Linked DNA regions of Homo sapiens: regions 2, 3 and 4 are each linked to region 1. Evidence: read pairs that join two places in POLR2A ChIA-PET (ENCODE). Cell type or tissue: MCF 10A. All regions are shown on one strand. Links, peaks and the distances in the headings refer to the core of each region. The heading gives the core; the rest is flanking DNA.

Region 1 (5,307 bases), core at 124-5,123:
TAGTAAAATAAAAAAGGAAGGGACAAATGTCTTTTATGAAAGGATTCCGATTAAGATATGTAGATACTCCCTATGCCGGTTTAATCATCTCTCCTGTCTTGAGTCTGGGCTGCATTTAGGACTTAGTGACCCTCTTACAAAGTATACAGTGGGGAAAGGAGAAAAACTTTACAGTGAAAAGACCTGAAAAACACTACATGAAACAAGCAATCAAGGTTAACGTCGCCAGTGGTGGTAGGTCACAGTACTTCATAAAACTCCATGACCCCAATCTGACCATGAGAAAAACATGAGACAAACCCAAATTGGGGGGCATTCTTCTAAATATCTGACCAGTATTCTTCAAAACTACCAAGATCATGAAAATAAAGAAAGTCTCAGACACTGTCACAGACCCAAGGTGACTGAGAAGATGTGAGGACTAAATGCAAGGTGAAATCCTGGGTTGGATCCCAGAACACAAAAAAGACATTAATGGAAAAACTGGTGAAATCCAAATAAAGTCAGTAGCATATTTAGTAGTAATGTACCCATTTAGTAGTAATGCACCCAAAAAATTAAATAAATGAGGAATTATGCACAATTCTATAAGGTGTTAACATTAGGAGAAACTGGGTAAAATGTATTAAAACTATGTACTATTTTTGCAACATTTTCTAAATCTAAAATTATCCCAAAGCAAAAACTGTATCTTAGAAAAAAAAACGAAAATCTTTATATGTAGCATCATGCATTCTTCATTAGCTAATTTCAAACATAAAGAAAATCCACCCAAGAAACTGAAATTCTGCCTCTTCTGTTCATCTGTAATATTATAATACAGTGTTTAGTGAAGCTGTGAGGCTTAATCAACTCGAAACGCAACATCACAAAGCTCTTTGAAATCCCAAGATGAAAGAAAATTATATAACTATGTAAATAAAGTCTTAGTTTGACCATTCAAAATGTTTCTCGGTACATACCTAAATAAAGAAATGAATCTGTGAGCTGTTTTCTCTAAACAAATACATTCTGTGTGTAATGATTAGTGCACAGTGCCAAAATACCTTATGGGAAGTTGCAAAATCCAATCAACTTAATTATTAAACATCTTGTGTCATGCAGTCCCACCCCCACAAAAAGTATTCTTGCTTACCACACCTGTATTTTTGCTTTTTGCTTTTTAAGGTATTAAAATTTAGACTGCATTCAGGAGCAGAATGGTACTTAACTTTCTATTTGAAAACTGTCAGGCAGCACTTTTAACGTATTGTGGGATGAGACCCATTGTATGATTGGTATTCCATCAAAATTACCACTCTGCAGAAATGATTCAATTTAGTTGGAGTAGCTAAATTGCCTTCATGTGACTTCCATATTTTTCGACACATTTCCCATTGTCTAATACTTAGGGTCATTACTGGATAATATTAATATTAAACAGGGACTCTGTTCTCTGTGGTTCTAGAGACTCTCTCAGACATCTGACACCCTTAGCCCCAGCCTTTGACCTTCGACATCATAAAGTTTACATTTTTGGTTTCAATTGACAAACTTATAATAGACTGTCATATTTTTGGTTAAACATGGCTGTAGCTATTAATACTTCCACACTACATTATATTTAATTTGGTCAGTGCAAACTAATGGTCAATCTGGTGAACAAAAGTTTTAGTTCAACTGTTGACCGAGCTGTGCAGCTTTTATTGTTTGCTTCATTAGAAGGTTGATCCCACTAATCCAAAATGAACTTAATTAGGATGTCTTTTTTGCTTGTTCTCAAAACATGTATTTAAAATTCAGGTCATATAACAGGGAAAGCATGGGCTTTAAAGTCATGCAGATCTTCCTGACAACTTTATTAACTAGCTGTGTGACCTTGGCAAGCCACTTGACCGCTCCAATCCTCAATTTCTTTTTCTGTAAAATGATCATAAAAAATATTAACCTTACATAGCTATTGTGAGGATGAAATAGATTAAAATGTGCAAAAGTACTTAGCATGATGCCCGACTCAATAAGTCTCCTTTCAACACTAAAATGATGTTAGAGACTGTAGTTACATTCCAAGTAGTTCACAAAAACCAAGACAGCCACACTATGTAACAGAAATATGTCTATCTCAATGAAAAAAAAATAAAAGAAATCATATTGTTGCCACATGTCTAATTAATGCAACATAGGAAATAAAAAATTAAATAAATGAGGAATTAAAGTTGTGTTCCTACATGCAACTTAAACATCTTGATTATTGGTGCTTGAAAGAAAGGTATATTTCGTAATGAAAGTTAAAAGTCCCTGAAGCTTTTCTAGTGGTTTTTTTATCTAATAAATATTATCATTTTCCAGGCTGGGCACTGGAAAAAGGGAAAAAAAATTATGCAGTGAGCAAATGAAGATGGGAACACTTCACTCTTGTTGCTTACAGTCTGGTGAGGGAGATATTTAAGAACAGATTTATACTTTCAGGCTGAGATAAGATCCCTGATGATGCAGTGAATAGAATGATGGAGATAATGATTTCCCTGGATGGTGGAAAAGGAGTAAGGACATGGTAGGGAATCCAGAACCAACTGACAAAGGCAGAGTGTTTATATGTGAGAGTGATCTATGGGATAAAACGTTAACTGACTTGTAATTGGTGAAAACAAGAGTGAGGATTTGTTGGTGCTTCCCCACAGGGAATGACTCAGGAAGGGAAAGAATGAAATGGTGAGGAGATAGTGTTTCTCCTACATTGTGGCTAAACCTGGGAGGGAGCTGAGTGCAACCAGTTGTTTGCATGTAGAGATGTATGTTTGTGAGGCTGACATTGGCCACTAAGAAATGAATACAAAGGTAGTTGATCCCAGAACAGTATAGATGACCTGTTTTGGAAGAATACAAATATACATAAAGCATGCCTGGACAATAACAGTATTAGCAATAGGGCTGTACCAGAACCATGAGCTTTAGAAAGGATAGTTACAGTCAGCAACCAAAAAAAAAAAAGGATGTTTTCTTTACATGAAAAATGCTTCAAACCTGTGTGAGTAATTCTGGAATTTTCAATAAGCCCAGTTGTTATAAGGAATGACTCACTCTTGCCTAATAAGTGAAAGAATGAAGTTTTAGAAACAAAATCATCTGTTCCCCAGCCGGAATGGTTTATTTCACAACTGAAAGTTTAACATTAAACAAATATAACTCAAGTCACAATGCAATGATGATTGATGTTTTTCATCAACATCCAATTATCATTCCATCAAACACTGTTGTCTGGGCCAAGTAAAACATAGAGTATGCATCTAGAAAGGGTTATTCTCTACACCTTTTCAAAATCACTTGCAGGATATAACTACACTTACTGAATTTCTGACTTGTTAGAGCATGTCACAGGGAACCTCTCCAAGTGAATTTGGGTGTTGTGTTATCGCGTGTGCTTTCCAAAGTATATTAGTTGCTTTTGCTATTTGAACTTAAAAAGGAAGCCCCTTTCATTTCTTTAACTTACTCCTTTAGAATAATCTGCATCTGTGTTTTCTTTGTCTTTTGTTAGCTGTGAAGGCAGCTACTTAGGTATCAGGCATGATGGTAGGCTGTGGTGTGAGGTCTTGTAGGAGGTGAGGGAAACTGGTGGGATTTCAGGAAAACAAAAACAAAATAAAAACATCCCTTTGACTGGGCTTCAAAGGAAGCCATCACATTCAGAAACAGCTCTTCAAGAAAACACAATCACTTCCCATTTTGTTCTGTGCTAAGCCAGTGGTTCAAAAGAGGAGTGATGGATGGCTTGGAGACTGCTGTAGTTAAAAAAAAAAAAAAAAAGAAAAAAAGCCTCACATTCCCAAGGATGCCTTTTGTCCCAGATCACTCTGCAAGCAGCTCCCTCAAAGAGCCAGGAAGCTTTCTCACCAATTCTCAACCTTCTCTCCTCTGGGAAGGCAGCAACAGCTGCTTCACCATCAGGAGTGACTTGCTGAGGAAGACAAAGAACGCACCTTTCCTGTCTGAAACTTCAGGGAGGGCTGAGCACTGAAATAAAATTAATTGCTCAAATTGGAACTTGGCCAGAACCCCAAGGCTAACAACGTACTGTTACAGGAGGGGGAAAAAAAGCTTTAATGAACTTAGGAAGAAGAGATCTAAAAATTATATCAAAACAGACAATACAACTTTTCCCGCCATGGCTTATTTCAGCAGGGAGTGACTTGGAAGGGAGGTGGGAGGGAAGAGTCTGGGTCTCCTGGAATTCTGGCTATCCAAAATCTGAATGAAATCATTGACTTTGCCTCACTTCTAAAAACTTGCTTCAACCTAGAATGATAATTAGGAAGCAGATCTGGTTTAATGTATTATTAATTTAATCTTAACCTTAGTTAAAATTCATAACTTCCTATTAAGGACATGGGTTCCTGTTGAACTGGCCTATCCCAAAGCTTATGAAGAATCTGTAAGATTGCACAAGCAGCATGCAGAGGCCTGAACCTAGCCCATGACAGGTTCTTCTCCCATCTCATCAGAGGGCCTCTGAGCACCGTCCCTGAGAACACAGGGAGAGGAGCACGCAGCCATGCAAATTTAAATTTAATTCCATTCAGCCAGCATTGGTGGGCCAGTTGGGTGCTAAGAGATGTTCAGTATCAAAAAGAGTATCACAGACAAGAGATGTTAATGAACCACTTTGGGCTTGGGGAACAAAGAGATAGGTAGCCTGTGATTTGAACCCAGAACATTAGAGGGAACCAGTACTGAGAGCACTGACTATAGAAATCGGCTCAGAAAGCACAGCCAGATGCACCAGATACAGCATACAAAGTTCAGAGATGGTCTGCGTGCATGTGCAGGATGCAATGTTTGCCTAGTGGAATAGTGGTCTCCCAGTGGCTGGGTATGGCCGATGACAAAGGACCCAGAGCAGGAGATGTTTGGCAAACAAGAGCCCTGGAGGTTATCATTAACTCTTTCAACAAATACATATATTGAGCATCTACTGTGTTATAGACATTGTGCTTAATGCTGGGGATATAAGTGATCAGCATGGTGGACACTGCTATCTAGGAACTTAGTTCACAGGGAATAGTAAGCCAGCGAAGGATCTGAATTTGTGGGCCAGATTCTAGTCTCCTCAGCAAGTAAACCAGAGGCCAGCCTTCATGTTGGAGTTCCCCATTCTAGATGGTGACAGGTTACAAATAAAGAACTAAAAAACAGGAAAATCAGTCTGCTAGATAACTAGTAGGCTTTCAAAGTAGGTTTCTCAGAGCTATCAAATGCCCCTGCATTGGCAAAGAACAGAGAGAAGAAAGAGGAGGGCTTCATTTGGACCAATATATCTATATACTTTCA
Region 2 (5,307 bases), core at 245-5,244, 51 kb before region 1:
AAAATAAATAGCAGGAAATATTAATGGTGGCTGATTTCATTGCTTTGATGATTAAGCACAAAATTGGACTACCCTAGAGTTACACAATAATGTTTGACTATCTTCTTTTCTTAGAACTAGTTATCAAAAAAACATTAGTTTTTATATGTGAACAGATTAAAACTTTTTACCTCTGTAGTTTACTAGACCAGCATCCTAATTAAAATTAGACACTGATGCCAATTTAATCATTGAATCACTTTATTTTGTTATTATTAAATTCAATTGAGGTAAAATATATATTGAATAGCTTTGGATTCTAGATTGAAAATGATAAAAAGGGAAATTGCATGTTAGTACTTTCTTTGCATGTATCACTATATATATAAAATGTAATCAATACAATGAGTACTATAATAAAAAGAATATATAAACTCTTATGGGAACAAGGATTAGAGGAGGTATTAATTCTTCCTTGTGCCTGTAAGTGTGAAGAAGGCAGAAAAGAAGCCATTCTGGCTTCTACCTCAGCTGATGCCATGAGGAGAAAAAGCAAAGCCCCAGACAGAGTCCCCAGTTGGCCATCGAGCCATAGCTTGCTGTACCAGTCACCCCAGCTGAAGGCCCAGTCCTCAGACAGCGGAGACAATCCGTCCTCCCCACCTTCCATGCTCTGTGCAAATTCCTCACTCACAATAACTACCATAGAATGGTTGCTGTTTTATCCATTCATTATCTTATTACATTTTTTGGAGAGAAGAAGGATTGTCATACAATAATAGACAACCGAGAAACTGATCAATTTCAGGACTGGATTCCTGTAAGATCTTCCTCATCCCTCTGCCTATGCTTTGTCTCTGTTGGTTTCCACATTACTCTCTACGCTGCAGAGGAATCTTTGAAGATGCATCTCTAATTACATAACTTCCTTGGTTAACAGACCTCAAGGATTCCTCATTGCTGTCAGAATGAACTCTAAATCTCTTCATATGACTTCACAGGTCATTTACAATCTCACCCTTTTCCCCATATGCCCCCTCAATTGTATAACATATCCCAGCCGTACAGACAACCTGCAGTTCTGCCAGATGTGCCACAGACTTTTCAGCCTGTGAAGGCGCCCGTGCCTCTGCCTGAAATATTCTTCGTCACTTACTCCGAACTTCCCACCTTCCCTTTCATCTGGTTAATTCATATTTATTCTTCAGATTTCAGTTGACATATTTAATCACTTTTTCCTTTAGGTGTTGCCTCCCCAGAAACAACACCTGCAAACCCTGTGTTGTGAGGATCCCTAAAATCCCTCTGCACCTCGATTGCTCCGAAAATATCATCATCATGGATTTACTCTTCAACTTTTCCCCATCCCACCGCCAAGACTAAATTCTGCTAGTGGTTGACACCCATAAAAGCTGGCATACTTCTACTATTATATCAACTTCTGCCATGTTCTTAGTAAAATATCTCCATGGAAGGCCAAGGAATCCAGTTTCCAACCACGATTAACAGATTGTCTCCTATTTTTGGAGGATACTGCTCAAGAGTATTCAAATTTGTGTGGCAATCCTATTTAATGCATATTTATTAGAAACTAGGAATAAGAAAGCTAATTCTTTCTGAGTTTTCATGGAGAAAAGATGTCCAAACCTGGGCTGAATAAGAAGCTCTGGATCCCCGAGATTCCTTTCATATTCAAAGCTTTCAAGTTGCCTCTTTATGTGAAGGTGGTAACTCATTATTTCTTCTCAAACCTATAACTGCATGCCACCGAGGAAGAAGAAATGGAAGCAGTGATAGGACAGGATGATGCTTGAAGCAGAAGGTACGGAAGATCACATGACTTTCAGCTGTTCTATGTAATAGGCCTGGACAGAGGTATCAGGTTCAGTCTGCGCTTATAGAACCTTAGGAAAAGACGCTAAGCAGAATCAGGGAGCATCTCTGAGAAACAGCCCCAGTTCATGGCTGGCCTGGATTTGTTTCCTCTTGAATTTCCATTGGCAGAATCTGCAGCTCTCCTCACTGAACACCTAACTATTTTTGTCTGGAGAGGTAAATTCTATACTTTTGTGATTTTTATACTAAGATTTCCAATGAATAAAGCTATAGTTTTCATAGTTAGTCTTTATTTTTCTTATTCTTATGGCCAAAGGTTTTTATATTTTGGCCTTTCTTTGGAACTTTCCATGTTTCCTTTTGGCTAATAACTTTCAGCCTTGTTACCCTTTCCCCACTACCCACAGTTCCTTCAGTACTATCCCCCCAGTTTCTCTTTAGCTTTTTTCCCCCAGATAACATTTTCAGCTTTGACAAATTTACATGAAGTCAAAGGGCCCCCACAGGTGTTCCTGGACTCCACTCTGGAAAGCATTGCATTAGGGATCTGGTCTCTTGGCTCCTTGTCATATTGCATTGCAAAACAAGATTAGTTGCTGTGACATAGCATGAAGCAAAAGCAGAAAATGCTTCATAAATAAAGAACAAAACTATTGGAAACTTTGCCATTCCAGTATAAATGAGGAGTATCCAATGAGAATACACTTCTACAGACTGCATTTAGTTGTTTCAGAATTTCTACAAAATGAATTTATTTTTCTTATTATGGTATTTCTTTGCAGTTGATGGGTCCTCAGCAGGCAGAGGAATGGTATACATAAACATGTCTCTGCAATCCTGTAGAAATGTGAATCATAAAAAGCTATGGCATACATTCTACTCTTCTGTGTCACAATAATCAACAGTAGACAAATTTTGTTTGAAATTCCAAAACATCGACTGATCTTCCAGTAAGACACACTAGAATAGTCTTAAATAATGGTAGAAATGAACTTTCCAATTTCTTTACAATAGAAATTATTACATTTAATACATTTTTATGAATCCCTGGTTTTATGCTACATGTGCATCTAATAACAATAAATGTTGTCCATCTACTATGGGCTAGCATATGAAGTACTTTGAAAAATCTAGAAACATATTTGACATGATCCCTACTTCAAGACCATTAGTTCCTGATTAATCAAACTGTAAAAGAAATTCTCAGGAGAAAAAAGAGAAAAAATGTATAAGATTAATGCTAAAGGGTAATCAAAGATTAAATATCTGATGGACATGCCTGGAATTATACCCAGAAGGAAATAATTTAAGATTCATACCTCTAAAATTAAACAAATTAAAGGATTATCATTTCTGCCATTCTACAAATATTTGTCAAATGCTTATACTGAGCACAGAGTAAGATTAAGAAAGATAAACAAGAGCTCAAGTTAGACACGGACAGGTAGGGAAGGCTGGGGTATTTCTTTGGTTGAGGTGGTCAGGGAAGTCTCCCTGGAAAGGCATATGCACTGAGAGCCAGCAGCTGCAAAGGAGCTATGAGAAGTAGGAAACAGGAAGACAATGACCTGTGCAGCATGCGAACTAGTACAGAGCTCCCTCAATGCCACATTGCTTTTGGTTCCTAACATCGTGTGTTTTCACCTCAATGCCTGAAATACACGTTCCCCTCCTTTTGCATACCTTTCATTCATCCTCTTAGTCTACACTCAGTTGCCCTTTCCTGTAGGAAGACTTTCCACTTTTCTTAGGCTGCATTTCAGGGCCATTCTTTTCCCCTCATGACTATCTCTCCAATTTTACATGGCCTATAAGACCATCTCCTCCAGTTAACTATGAATGATTCAGGAGCCTTGAATGGGCTCTTAAAACTGTGCCTTGAATAGGTTTCTACTCAAGTAGCCTATCAGAGCTCAATAACTACAGTAGACATTTCAATGGTACCCAATATCCAGTCTTTAATTCATGCAACAATTATTTACTAAGCACACACTATATACTACATATTCTCTCTTCTTCTTCTTTGCTCGTTGAATTCTATTTTGTTTTGAGCAGCAATTTCTGGCCAAAGGATTTTATTTTTAATTAATAAAAAATGCTGGCTGGGCGCGGTGGCCCATGTCTGTAATCCCAGCACTTTGGGAGGCCGAGGCGGGCGGATCACGAGGTCAGGAGATTGAGACCATCCTGGCTAACACGGTGAAACCCCGTCTCTACTGAAAATACAAAAAATTAGCCGGGCGTGGTGGCGGGCGCCTGTAGTCCCAGCTACTCGGGAGTCTGAGGCAGGAGAATGGTGTGAACCTGGTAGGCCGAGCTTGCAGTGAGCGGAGATCGCGCCACTGCACTCCAGCCCGGGCCACAGAGCGAGACTCCATCTCGAAAAAAAAAAAAAATGCTGAACTAAATCTCCCAGCCACTCTTGCACTAGATGACAGCATTCTGGTGATAATATATTAACAGAAGGCTACTAGGGGATTGGGGGGAAATTCTGCTTTCCTGATATATTAATGTATGGCTCTATGGCTCTCTTCTTCATGACTTCCTTCTTCTATCCTAGAATACATACATACATGAGGCTGAATTATAAGGGGGAAAGCTATACAATCAAGATAAAAGAGGAAATATCTAGGAATCTGAGTCCTTGATTATTTCCTGAATCAGCCATACAAGCCTCATTCTTTTTCATATGAGAAAAATAAAACCCTATTAGCAAAACCATTTTAGTTGGGTTTCTGTTATATACAGTTTAATGCAACCCTACCTGATAAAGAATCTAGGAGGATAGAGACAGTATGGAGAGGAAGCTGATAGTTACACCCCAGATTTACAAATTATCAGCCAAACAACCTGTGGCAAAATATTTAGTTTCTCTATGCCTCAGTTTCCTTATTTATAAAATAAGGACAATAATAACAGTGAGTTCATAATGTTGTTGTAAGAACTCAATGAGATTACATAAGCCAAGTTTCATGCACGTTGTCTGGAAAACAATAAACAATCAAGATTAGCTGTTATTATTATTATTCAGTATTTGCTTGTTGAATAAGTGAATGAATAAGTAATTTTTTCTCTTCAGACTCTCTAATGAAGTTATCACCTTTGGGAAAGAAATAAAAGAAATATGTGACAACAGAGACATCAAAATCAATAGATGTTTAAATCAGTGTGTTACTGATTTTACAGAGTACTTTTATTGAAAGTAAACTTTTTATTTTAGAACATCTTTAGGTTTTTTACCAAAAAAATTTCAAAGATAGTAAAGAGAGTTACCATATACCTCATATCCAGTTTCCTCTATTATTAACTTCTTACATTAGTATGGTACATTTGTCACAACCAATATTGATACATTATTATATATTAACTAAAGTGCATTACATTATTTAGGCTTTCTTACTTTTTATCTGCTGTCCTTTTTTTGTCCCAGCATCCCCTCCAGGATAACATTATGTTTCGTGATCATGTCTCCTGAGGTTCCTCCTAGCTATG
Region 3 (5,307 bases), core at 219-5,218, 140 kb after region 1:
TGACTGACTGTGTCAGTCATCTCTAAAATGAGAATAATGCTGATGTCTATCTCATAGAGTTATTGTGAAGATACAGGGAATACAGGTAAAGCTGTCTTGCATGTACTGAGTGCTCAGTGAATGTGAGCTGTGATAAGGATGACGATTCATTCAACTACAATGTTTTGAGTATCTACTATGTACCAAGCCCTCTTTTAAGTGCTAGGACACCCAGTGAAAAAGCATACAAACTCCCTCTTATCCTGACGCCTGAGGCTTCCATTCTAGTGAGGAGAGAAAAATAAATGAAGAAAAGAAAAGATAACATCAGTTCATGATCAATGCTATGAAGAGAAAGAAAGGAGAATGAAGGGATTAGAGAGCTCTGGCAATTGTTCTTTAATGTAGTCAGGAAAGGCACATATTTACCAAATCCTACTATGTTCTGGGTACTGTTCTAAGATTAGGATTCAGAAAGCAGACAGGAATCCCTGCCCTCTATAGCTGACCTGCTCATGGAAGGAGAAACACAAAAAATAAATAAGAGATGTGATCAGAAGGGGATTAAGTCCTGGAGAGAAGCAGCAGGGAAGAGGTGTCGGAAGCATGTGGCCAAAGAGGGGTTTTACAGTTTTAAATGGGGATGTAGAGAAAGGCTTGCCAGGAGGAAGATACTTGAATCAGGGACTGAAAGTGAGGGAGGGAGTTGTGTGTGTTTCTGGGGACATTGAGTCATCTCTGCTGAGCCTGCCCTGCCACATTCAGGCCCATCTTACCTTGTATATCCAACTTACGCAGTAATTAAATAATTTTGTTTATATTTTTATCCTCTGCTGTATTTTGAGGCCTCTGTAGCTAACTCTTCTTTTCCTCAGCACTTAATGCAGGTATATGGCATAAGTTAGTGCTTAATTAATGTATGAATTACATTATCTATGAATGTATGAATTAAAGAATATTCATGGAATAACCACATGCTGCTGCACTTAGCGTAATTCAGACAGATCTCCTTCTATACACTTAGTTTAAACCAGTGGCTAAAGATTTACAGTGGCAACAGCATACCTACGTTTTACATAACTTGTGTTCAACTATGCATGCTTGAGAAAATAATAATAATTCTGACAATAGCAGCAATAATTAAAAGTAAAAAAAGAACAAGAGAAGTCACTTAACACAAGGATTCAGCTGACCACCCTAGCTGGTGAGTGTATGCCCTGGAGTATGTATGAGGTGGGAAATAAAAGCCCCCTTTCCCATATGCCTTTCTAAGCATGAATATCTCAGCCCACTGAGGGTGACTTTGGTGTTCAGGCATACAGCTTTTTCACGGCCCCTGTGCCCTTCACATTTCTGAACTACTTTGACAGGCCCTGAACTAAAAATTTAAAATGCACAACAGTGACAAAACCCTCCTCTTTCCACACTGATCTCTTCCCACACTGAAGGAAAACTGCCCATGTTAGATTCATTGAGAGGGGAAGACTGTCTACATAAAGTACCTTGCTGGTGTCATAAGAGATCTTCAAGGGTGTGTTGATGATACATGGTTTTCCGCCATCTGCTGGCTTGGAACCTAATGCCGCGAGATGTGGTTCCATCACATCATGCATCCTTCTGTATTGGAGATGCTTTGGGGATGCAGGAAATTAGGACAGTCATGCCCATTGCTGTGCTACAGAGATCAATACTGGGTGGTAGGGAGTATTGGCAATTTGTATGTCATTAACTATAGTTATTGTAGAATCCCAAGGATGGCGATTTTTCTTTTCCAGTTTTGAAGCTTTCACAAGCACAGCATGTGTAGTCTCTAATGACATGGTCACACATCTCCTTCCAGGGTCCAACTTTTATCTTAGCGAGCTCTCAATCCCCTCAGCCCACTACAGTCTCAGACACACAGAAGGTGCTCACTAAGAATCGAGTAGACAAGAGAAATCACGGGCCCTTGTGCATTAGAAGAGAGCCCTGAGCTGGGAATTGGACTCACAGATGCACAGGTTTTCGTCTCGTCTCACACTACTAACCTGTCTGACCTTAGACAGACTTAATTAACTTTTCTTTGTTTATCTGTGAAAACAGTCTAAGATGTCTGCCCATCTCTCTCCTGGGGTTCCGGTAAAGGATCAAATGGCATAATGTACATGAAAGAGTTCTGAAAATGTGAGCGCCAGCAGCTGCTGCTTTTGCATTGTGGTGGGCTTGGCAGAGGAGCAGAGACTGGAGGCAGTGGGCCAAAGTGGATTCTTGAATGGGAGGGTCACAGGAGGAATGCAGGATTTAGAAACATTATCCTGGCAGCAAGAGATGAGGGAAGGAAAAACCATTTTGCATTGGGGGTGAATTTTCAGGAAAACTTCTCTCTTCATGGTTCCTAATAATTTTGGTGGGTACTCAATTATAAATAACAACAATATTTGTAGCCTGAGGGCTTTTGTATCTATAAGGTGAATTTCAAGCTCTTCAGAATGCCCAGCAACAATGCCTACTGTGTGCTAAGTGCTAGGGAACAAGGAAAAATAGGATTTGGCCTCCACTTTCAAGGTGCTCTGAACAAGAGAGAAGACAGACGGTAAAGACATAGCACACGTGGAGTGTGCCTGGGACAGTGGAAGATGCCTGGGCATGTACCAGCACATAGGTTTCAGGATGTGTGGAGCGTGAGGGGAAGTGAGGTGGAGAAGGAAGGAAACTTGTGTGAGTTTGCAGGGATCAGCTCAGGAAGCTTCTTCCATGCTTAGGTGGTTTGCATGTTTGGGGAGTCTTCATTGAAGACTTTTTTTTTTTTTTTTAAGCAGGGGAATAAAATGACTACAGTTAAGCAAAGAATCTACTTTTCTCCTTGTGTTTGATAGTACTAAAGGTCATTTCATTTTCATTCATTAAAGTCATTTAATTTTTAAAATCAAGTGGATAAAAACAAATAAATGTGGCTTTGATAATAATTTTGACTTGCCAAATGCCTCTTTTCCATTGACCCCTGGAGCTGTTCAGTGTTGTGAGCCCTACCATGTGTTAGGGCCACATCTCTTTTTCTCACAAAGGGAAACTGGCCACGAGGTGGGAGTCATAGGAGCGTTGGCTTATGAATGATGAATAGGGTAGAGTTGGCCATAGTGATCACAAATCAGATCTGCAATATTCTGCTATTTATATACTGAACCCAGCATCATATTAAGTGAGAATTTCATTCATAAGCGTGCATTTCTCATTACATTCCAAAAATCAGACCATGAAAAAAACAGCTTTGGGAAACATTTGAGAGACTGTTGCTTGAGTACATGGCACAGAGTTTATTTAATTCATCAAACTCAACATATAACTTTAAAGTAATATTGATATTTTAATATGCTCTGAATTCAGAGGTAAAGTTGCAAAGAGGGAAGGCAAGCATTAAATGTGTTTTCAAGTGAGGGTATCTCTTAGTAACGTGCAGTAGACCGCAAATAGTTGCTACCTTTTTTAAAAAAAGGGAACTTTTATAACTCAGTATTTGAAAAGTGGTCATCAGTTTTTCATATTAATTATGGAAGTTGAGGAGCAGCTTTAGCCACAGTTAGAACTTAAGTTTCTGGGGAAATTGGAGAGTTTTGTTTTTATTAAGTGGACAGAAACCATATCCCATCCTTATACTCTGATCTGAGTATAGAGAAACCCATGGAATTTGACATCTTTACTGCCAAATTTATCTAGGACGTGTGCTCTCCTGATGCAGATGAATGGGCTGTTTGCTTCACATGTAAAGGACATCATTTTATTAGAGGTTGTCCTAGTTCATTTTCTGTGCTTATAACAGAATACCTGAAACCTATGCAGAAAGCTATACAGAATACCTATAGAGTCTTTAATTTATGAAGAAAAGGAATTTATTTCTTATTGTGGAGGCTGAGAAGTCCAAGGTTGATGGGCCTCATTTGGGGAACCTTTTTGCTGGTGGGGACTCTGCAGAATCCCTAAGCCGGTGTAGGGCATCTTGTGTCAAGGGGGCCTGAACACGATAGCTCAGGTGTCTCTTCCTCTTATAAAGCTACCAGTCTCACTCCCATGATAGCTCATTAATCTATTAAACCATTAATTCATCAGTAGACTAATCCATTCACGAGGGTAGAGCCCTCATGACGCAATCACCTCTTAAAGGGCCTATCGGTACGACCACATTGAACATTACATTTCAACGTGAGTTTTGGAGAGGACACATGTTAAAACCACAGCAGGGGACTGCAGCCTTCACCAGTACATACAAACCAGATATTACGTTTAGTGGAAATAAACTTATGCAGCTCAAGTCTTACAAAATAAACACATAAACGTCTTAATATGATAAGTTGTAATCTTTTATTGGATTTTAAATGTTTATAGATGACTTACACATAAAAGAGAGTTTACTATACACAGAGCTGTATTTGTGACAAACACTGTAAGTTTATCTTCACATTTAAATATAAACTGGCCCCCAGAATTCAAGGTTGCTAGGTTTTTGAATTCTCAATTTAGAATGACTGTATTTGACACATAAATTTGTAATTGCTGCATGATTCCTTAAACCCTTCAACAGTTCCCATTGCTCTGAGGTGAAGAAAAAAATCCTTCTCAAGACGTACAATGCTCTGCATGATCTGCATCCTGTTGGCCCATTGAGCAGTCTCTGGAGTCACTCCTCAGTTCTCCAGATGTGCCAGGTTGTTCCAGCCCTGTGTTCTTTTGCATACGTATTTCCCACTGCCTAGAATACTCACCCTGCCTGCACTGTTTAAATCAGACTCTTAGGTTTCCCCTTATACATTTTTATATCTTCTTTATTATAATGTCTACTTTATCATCATATAAGTAATTGTATTTTTTACTCATCTATTTGTTATTCTTTTAAAAGAAGTTTCCCCCACCAAAATGAAATTTTACAGCAGCTGAGATCATGTCTTTTATTTTCTCCATTGCAACCCTGGCATGTAGCATAGTGCCTGGCCCATGGTGGATGCTCAGTACATGTGTGTTGGATGAATGAATGGATGGCTTAGTCCAGATTAATATATATGGGTAACTTTTCTGTTCCTGTGTCTCCATTGTTTTCCTTAATAAGACTTGTTTTTTCCAAGGTAATGACAATTTTAGATTTGACAATGACCCATTTTGGGCAACCTTTCTGTGGTGTTTCTTGAAGCCCGTAAAATTCATTCCCACCTGCATGACTTGACTTTTCAGTATAGCTTGCCACAAAAACTCTTGTATTACCGATACTTATCCTGAACCCACACTATTCCCTCATGCCCTCTCTCACCTTCATTCTAGTAATAGCCATTTCAGTTGGTGCTTTAAAGTATCAGGTACAGC
Region 4 (5,307 bases), core at 220-5,219, 150 kb after region 1:
GTGACAGAGTGAGACCCTGTCTCTAAAAAATAACAATAAATAAAAATTTTTAAAAAAAAAGAAAAATAGGATAAAGAAAAATCAAACCACTGTCTTTAAGTGCATAGCATTTAGACAGCCACAGCTGCTAAACAGAACCCCAGATTTATATAGGAATGTTTTCCACATATTTGAATATTATGATTTATAATTTAATGAATAACTTAAAATGGCCATGGTATTGCTCTTTAACTTTTAAAAGTACTGTTCAGATTAGTCAGTTCCATATTTCTGAAGAACCAGTCAGGAATAGAAAATATTTTTCTTCTTTCAGATTGTTGTACCGTTAACCTTGTTAACTGTGGTTTCTTTTAATTCTAGGGCTGGAAACAGGATTGTTGAAATACTCCCTGAACATCTGAAAGAGTTTCAGTCCCTTGAAACTTTGGACCTTAGCAGCAACAATATTTCAGAGCTCCAAACTGCATTTCCAGCCCTACAGCTCAAATATCTGTAAGTGAAGTTTTCTTTAGCAAAAACTTTCACCTGTAATGAAAATATTACAATGAAAAAATAAGATATAACAAACTTTGTCTACTTTACTACTGATGGATTGAAAGTATAATTTATTGACTTGAAATTTGCTGTAAGCTCGAATGACCACAATCTTCAGTTTATTCTTACACTTTTAGATTACAAAAAATTACATATTTTTTATTAGAAAACCTAGATGGTGTGAAAAGTGCTCATTTTTAAAAAAACAATCAAAATCAGACCATTGCTATGTTTTATTAATAAATGAATGTCATAAAAAGTGGATATTTATAAAAAAATTTTGCATCCGTCACATATTTTAATCACTCTTTTCCCAGCAATATGTGTGAATCTTAACATCTGTCCTTGAGGACCTAAAAAGTAATTATTTTAAGTTTCCATTGATGGTTAAGTTCTCTGGAGACTCCTTCTAATACAGAGATGGCCTGCACTTTAACTTGCAAATAAATCAGAAGGAGAAGCTCATCTTTAAACTTTCAACAGGTATCTCAACAGCAACCGAGTCACATCAATGGAACCTGGGTATTTTGACAATTTGGCCAACACACTCCTTGTGTTAAAGCTGAACAGGAACCGAATCTCAGCTATCCCACCCAAGATGTTTAAACTGCCCCAACTGCAACATCTGTAAGTAAAATGTCCTCTTAGATACTGTTTCTCACCTCCTCCAAACCCTTGGTGTCTTTTCCTTAAAATCTACAATGTGGCAAAAAGGAGTTTAGGAGCAAGGATGTAGCTGCCTTTCCTTTGAGAGTTGGAGCTGTAGAATCTCCAAATTGGAAAGAGCCTTAAACATCATCTCGTCACCTCGTGCCAGCTGCTGCTTGACAAGACACGTTAGATTGTTACTGAAAGAGTGAACAGTGTAATCATTGAACAAGGCTGGTACAAAAGTGCCATTGTGGCACTGAAAAAATCCGAGGTCTCAACAGCTGTGGTTTATGAGAATAATACCGGCAACTCCAGGAGGCTCTGATAGCTTAAGTGGCTGTAAAGATCTGTCTTGTTAATAATGGTAGAGCGATCTGTGAACAGACTCCTGCAATAGGGCAACTTTGGCTGCACATTACAAACACTTGGGGAGCTTTTAAAAAATCTCACTGCCCAGGCCACACCTTAGACCAATTATATTAGGACCTCTAAGGGTAAGATCCAGGCTTCAGAAATTTTTAAAACTCCCAGGTTGCGTCCAGTGTGCAACCAAGGCTGAGAACTACTGCCTTAAAGAGAAAGCATTAAACCTAAAAAGAAGGGTGAAAGATAGTAACCAACTTGTAAACAGATTGTACAGGATAAACTTGAGGCCCAGCTCCTTGATAGACCTCATGTTTTAGTGTAACATTTAATAATCTCATTCTGGATTGTTTAAAAACAAATCTTAATTTGTTTGTGTCTATACTGAGTGGACAAGACTTTAGAAATTAAAGTGCAGTCTAGTTTCAGTATTTTATTATTCCAAAAACACATGACACATTTCAGTAGGAAATTCACTGCCTGCTTAACAAATTGAAATTCTTTGCAATAAAAATGTTTAGAAACTGAAAACACTGTATGTAATTGAACACTGACTGGTTGAACTATATTGTAGTAATGACACATTTTATTACTACCTCCAGAATTTAATTGTCATATAAGCTAACTCTTGTAATACTCAATGCAGCGAATTGAACCGAAACAAGATTAAAAATGTAGATGGACTGACATTCCAAGGCCTTGGTGCTCTGAAGTCTCTGAAAATGCAAAGAAATGGAGTAACGAAACTTATGGATGGAGCTTTTTGGGGGCTGAGCAACATGGAAATTTTGTAAGTGTGGGTTATCACAGTTCCTACTGAGGTAGTATGATCATAGAATGCTCAGTGTACATTCAGCAGGTCTTATGTGAAATCCTATGTTAAAATCTCATCATCCACAATCTTATTTATAAGTCAGTATTCAGTTTTGATTCAGGTAATGTGATCGATAATTTATAAGTACCTAAATTTAGTATAGTATAAACTATATAGTATTTTTTTGCTGACGTCTTCATATAACAAAAGCTAAACATCTAATAACAATAGGAATCTGTAATAGGTTGTAATCATATGTCCCCTTTGAAGAGACTAGATAATGAAGTTTTGATCCTGCTTTTGATTCTTACTGTAAATGTAGGCAGCTGGACCATAACAACCTAACAGAGATTACCAAAGGCTGGCTTTACGGCTTGCTGATGCTGCAGGAACTTCATCTCAGCCAAAATGCCATCAACAGGATCAGCCCTGATGCCTGGGAGTTCTGCCAGAAGCTCAGTGAGCTGTGAGTTGCCTTTTATTTATTCTCCTCAGGTTTGAGAGCAGGGATCATGCCAGGGCATGAGCTTCTTACCACTGATCTGTGAAATTTTCATAACAAAGTTTCCAAGGTGACAGCTTTTTTCACATGCAACCTAGTCTTATTTTTGTTGTGATAAGTTGAAGCCAGTTCTACTGTTGCAGTTCTATGTCACGTTGGCAAAAGCAATGATGGTTATTTTCAAGTAAAGAGAACGTATTTTTTTAATTACTGATATTAGAAATATTTACTTGGATATTATTAAGGCAGAATTTAAAAATAAGGATTAGTGTAGCTCATACAGTACCTGTCTTTTGGAAAACAAATCATTGTGTTGAATTGAAAAATAAAAGCTATTGCTTTTCTCTTTTTTCTTTACAGGGACCTAACTTTCAATCACTTATCAAGGTTAGATGATTCAAGCTTCCTTGGCCTAAGCTTACTAAATACACTGCACATTGGGAACAACAGAGTCAGCTACATTGCTGATTGTGCCTTCCGGGGGCTTTCCAGTTTAAAGACTTTGTAAGTTACACGTTTTGCTGTCAGTACTCGAACGTAATTGGTTCCTAAATATGCCCACTTTTCTCCTAGCAGATTTCCTTTGTTGTCAAGGAAATGCATACAGCCTCAGAAGTAGTATCTTAATCTTTCCCAGATCAGTTTGATTACAATGGATCCATTTCATCCATATGTGTTTCGTATAGGGATTAAAAAGGACAGTGATCAGTTTGTTTTGGTGATTACAGTGAACCTTCTCAGGATCTCCAGGAAATTGGTAACTGCTTAAGAGGGAAACAATTTTAAGTCCACTAAGTTTTTCTTTGTAAAATACAGATTAAAAATTACTTAGAGCAAAAAGGTCTACAAAGGGCAAGGAAGATACTGTTTATCATGCCAGTTATATCCTCAACCTGATCTCTGTCCTAAGAGAAAGAAAAGGGAGTTAAATTAATTGACCTTTGAAAAATTTCTCAAATGGTAATTTAAGGTTGTGCAATGGGCTTTTGATTTTTGCTCTGTCAGAAACTTTTGCTCTGTTCGCTATTTGAAGCATTACGTAATTGAAAGACATACTGTATGCTTTGGCGAACTTCTGCATGCGTGGTTGGAAGAGTGGTTTTAAAGTTTAATGTATTTTTCAGACTGTTCGGATCATTCAGAATGTAGTCATTTTGATAGAGGAATTAATAGGGCCAGTGTCAGCTTTTTCGGATTTTAGGGAAAAACTTAAAATGTTGTTGAGGGAATCAGGCAGGGTGTAAGAGGTAAGTTGGAGAAAAAGAGTTTTCTATTATTTTGAGAGAGGTGGAGATAATGTGGGGAATTATGAGAAATTTTTTACAAATGATATGCCACCTGGGTGGTGATACTAGGCTTTCTGAGCTTATCACTCTAAAGGGAATGCTTCTTTTAAAATTAGGGATCTGAAGAACAATGAAATTTCCTGGACTATTGAAGACATGAATGGTGCTTTCTCTGGGCTTGACAAACTGAGGCGACTGTGAGTATGAATTGCCTCATAATTTAGCTCACTCTTTGATTTAAAAATTTTGTCTTCACTGAAGTCAGCTATACAAGTTGACATCATGAAGAGATGAGAAATCAGTGCTTAATCTGGTTACCACCCTTGATCCTCTCCCCAAATGCCTGCTGTTGCGCAAGATGTATATTATTAACTTTTTCTTCCTTAGGTGAAAGTGTTTTATTCAACATTTTAGTATGTGTAATTTACTTTAATATCCTCATAATAATTTTCATCTATGTTGAGGGCTTACACTTTTGGAATTATCATTGCGTAAAAGTTAGTGCAGGCACTTCCACATCTTGAAATCCTCAATGTTGTACTGTCCCCGTAGGAATTTTTTTAATGAAGTAATCTAGTAGCCACTGATAATGCTGTGGTAGGTTACAAGCAAAACAGGATGAAAACATCTTATAATTAACCATAAAATGGTCTTGCAGATGGTCAAATTACATGTGTTAAGCCAGCAGTATTCAAATTCAGCTCCCTATAGTCCCAAACTCCTATGGATGGAAGGTATCCACAGAGAAGGAGAGGAAGGAGAAAACGTTCACTATTATCTGCTTTGTTAGTGTTCTGAGACAGTTTACTTGAAATAAAGTCTCTACCTATTCCTAAAAGGACTCTGAAAAACAGTGATTTAACTTAATCAGCAGAGTGACTTACTGAATACCTATTTTTGTTGGGCTCTTTGTTGAATGCTTCAAAAACCATGTTCGACTACATTATTGAAATAGATGGCATGGACACATTTTTACAGGATATATTGTTTAATTGAAGAAAATGGAATTGCTCACACATAATTTAAAAAGCAGTTCTGTTTATGAGAGTTCCACCCCAAAATGGCTTTTTAAATTAAGTGCTCCAATGTAATTTTTTTCCCCAGGATACTCCAAGGAAATCGGATCCGTTCTATTACTAAAAAAGCCTTCACTGGTT

What was found. ChIA-PET counts read pairs that join two places held together with the same protein. Peaks named below come from ENCODE experiments on the same cell type or tissue, not always from the same donor. Only the 100,000 strongest peaks of a DNase experiment are listed, where the experiment ranks them.
Region 2: POLR2A ChIA-PET joins it to region 1 with 10 read pairs; 4 of 35 experiments call an interaction of 5 or more read pairs at or near these places.
Region 3: POLR2A ChIA-PET joins it to region 1 with 17 read pairs; 4 of 35 experiments call an interaction of 5 or more read pairs at or near these places.
Region 4: POLR2A ChIA-PET joins it to region 1 with 37 read pairs; 2 of 35 experiments call an interaction of 5 or more read pairs at or near these places.

Annotation. Positions count from the first base shown.
Region 1 is chr12:59,039,349-59,044,655 of GRCh38, reverse strand. The region is part of intron 2 of LRIG3-DT (LRIG3 divergent transcript); the gene reads right to left. Among named protein-coding and RNA genes, the nearest start is that of LRIG3-DT, 120 kb to the right of the region's middle. In MCF 10A, for the core only: no CTCF peak of the experiment used is centred there; DNase peaks (open chromatin) are centred at 2,715, 3,175 and 3,865.
Region 2 is chr12:59,090,637-59,095,943 of GRCh38, reverse strand. The region is part of intron 3 of LRIG3-DT (LRIG3 divergent transcript); the gene reads right to left. Among named protein-coding and RNA genes, the nearest start is that of LRIG3-DT, 170 kb to the right of the region's middle. In MCF 10A, for the core only: no CTCF peak of the experiment used is centred there; no DNase peak of the experiment used is centred there.
Region 3 is chr12:58,904,416-58,909,722 of GRCh38, reverse strand. The region is part of intron 3 of LRIG3 (leucine rich repeats and immunoglobulin like domains 3); the gene reads left to right. Among named protein-coding and RNA genes, the nearest start is that of LRIG3, 13 kb to the left of the region's middle. In MCF 10A, for the core only: no CTCF peak of the experiment used is centred there; no DNase peak of the experiment used is centred there.
Region 4 is chr12:58,885,850-58,891,156 of GRCh38, reverse strand. It overlaps LRIG3 (leucine rich repeats and immunoglobulin like domains 3), which reads left to right. Exons shown (of 19, transcript NM_153377.5): 4 at 361-492; 5 at 1,018-1,161; 6 at 2,195-2,338; 7 at 2,685-2,828; 8 at 3,225-3,368; 9 at 4,267-4,347; 10 at 5,255-5,307. Among named protein-coding and RNA genes, the nearest start is that of LRIG3, 32 kb to the left of the region's middle. RefSeq lists an enhancer at 2,411-3,610. In MCF 10A, for the core only: no CTCF peak of the experiment used is centred there; no DNase peak of the experiment used is centred there.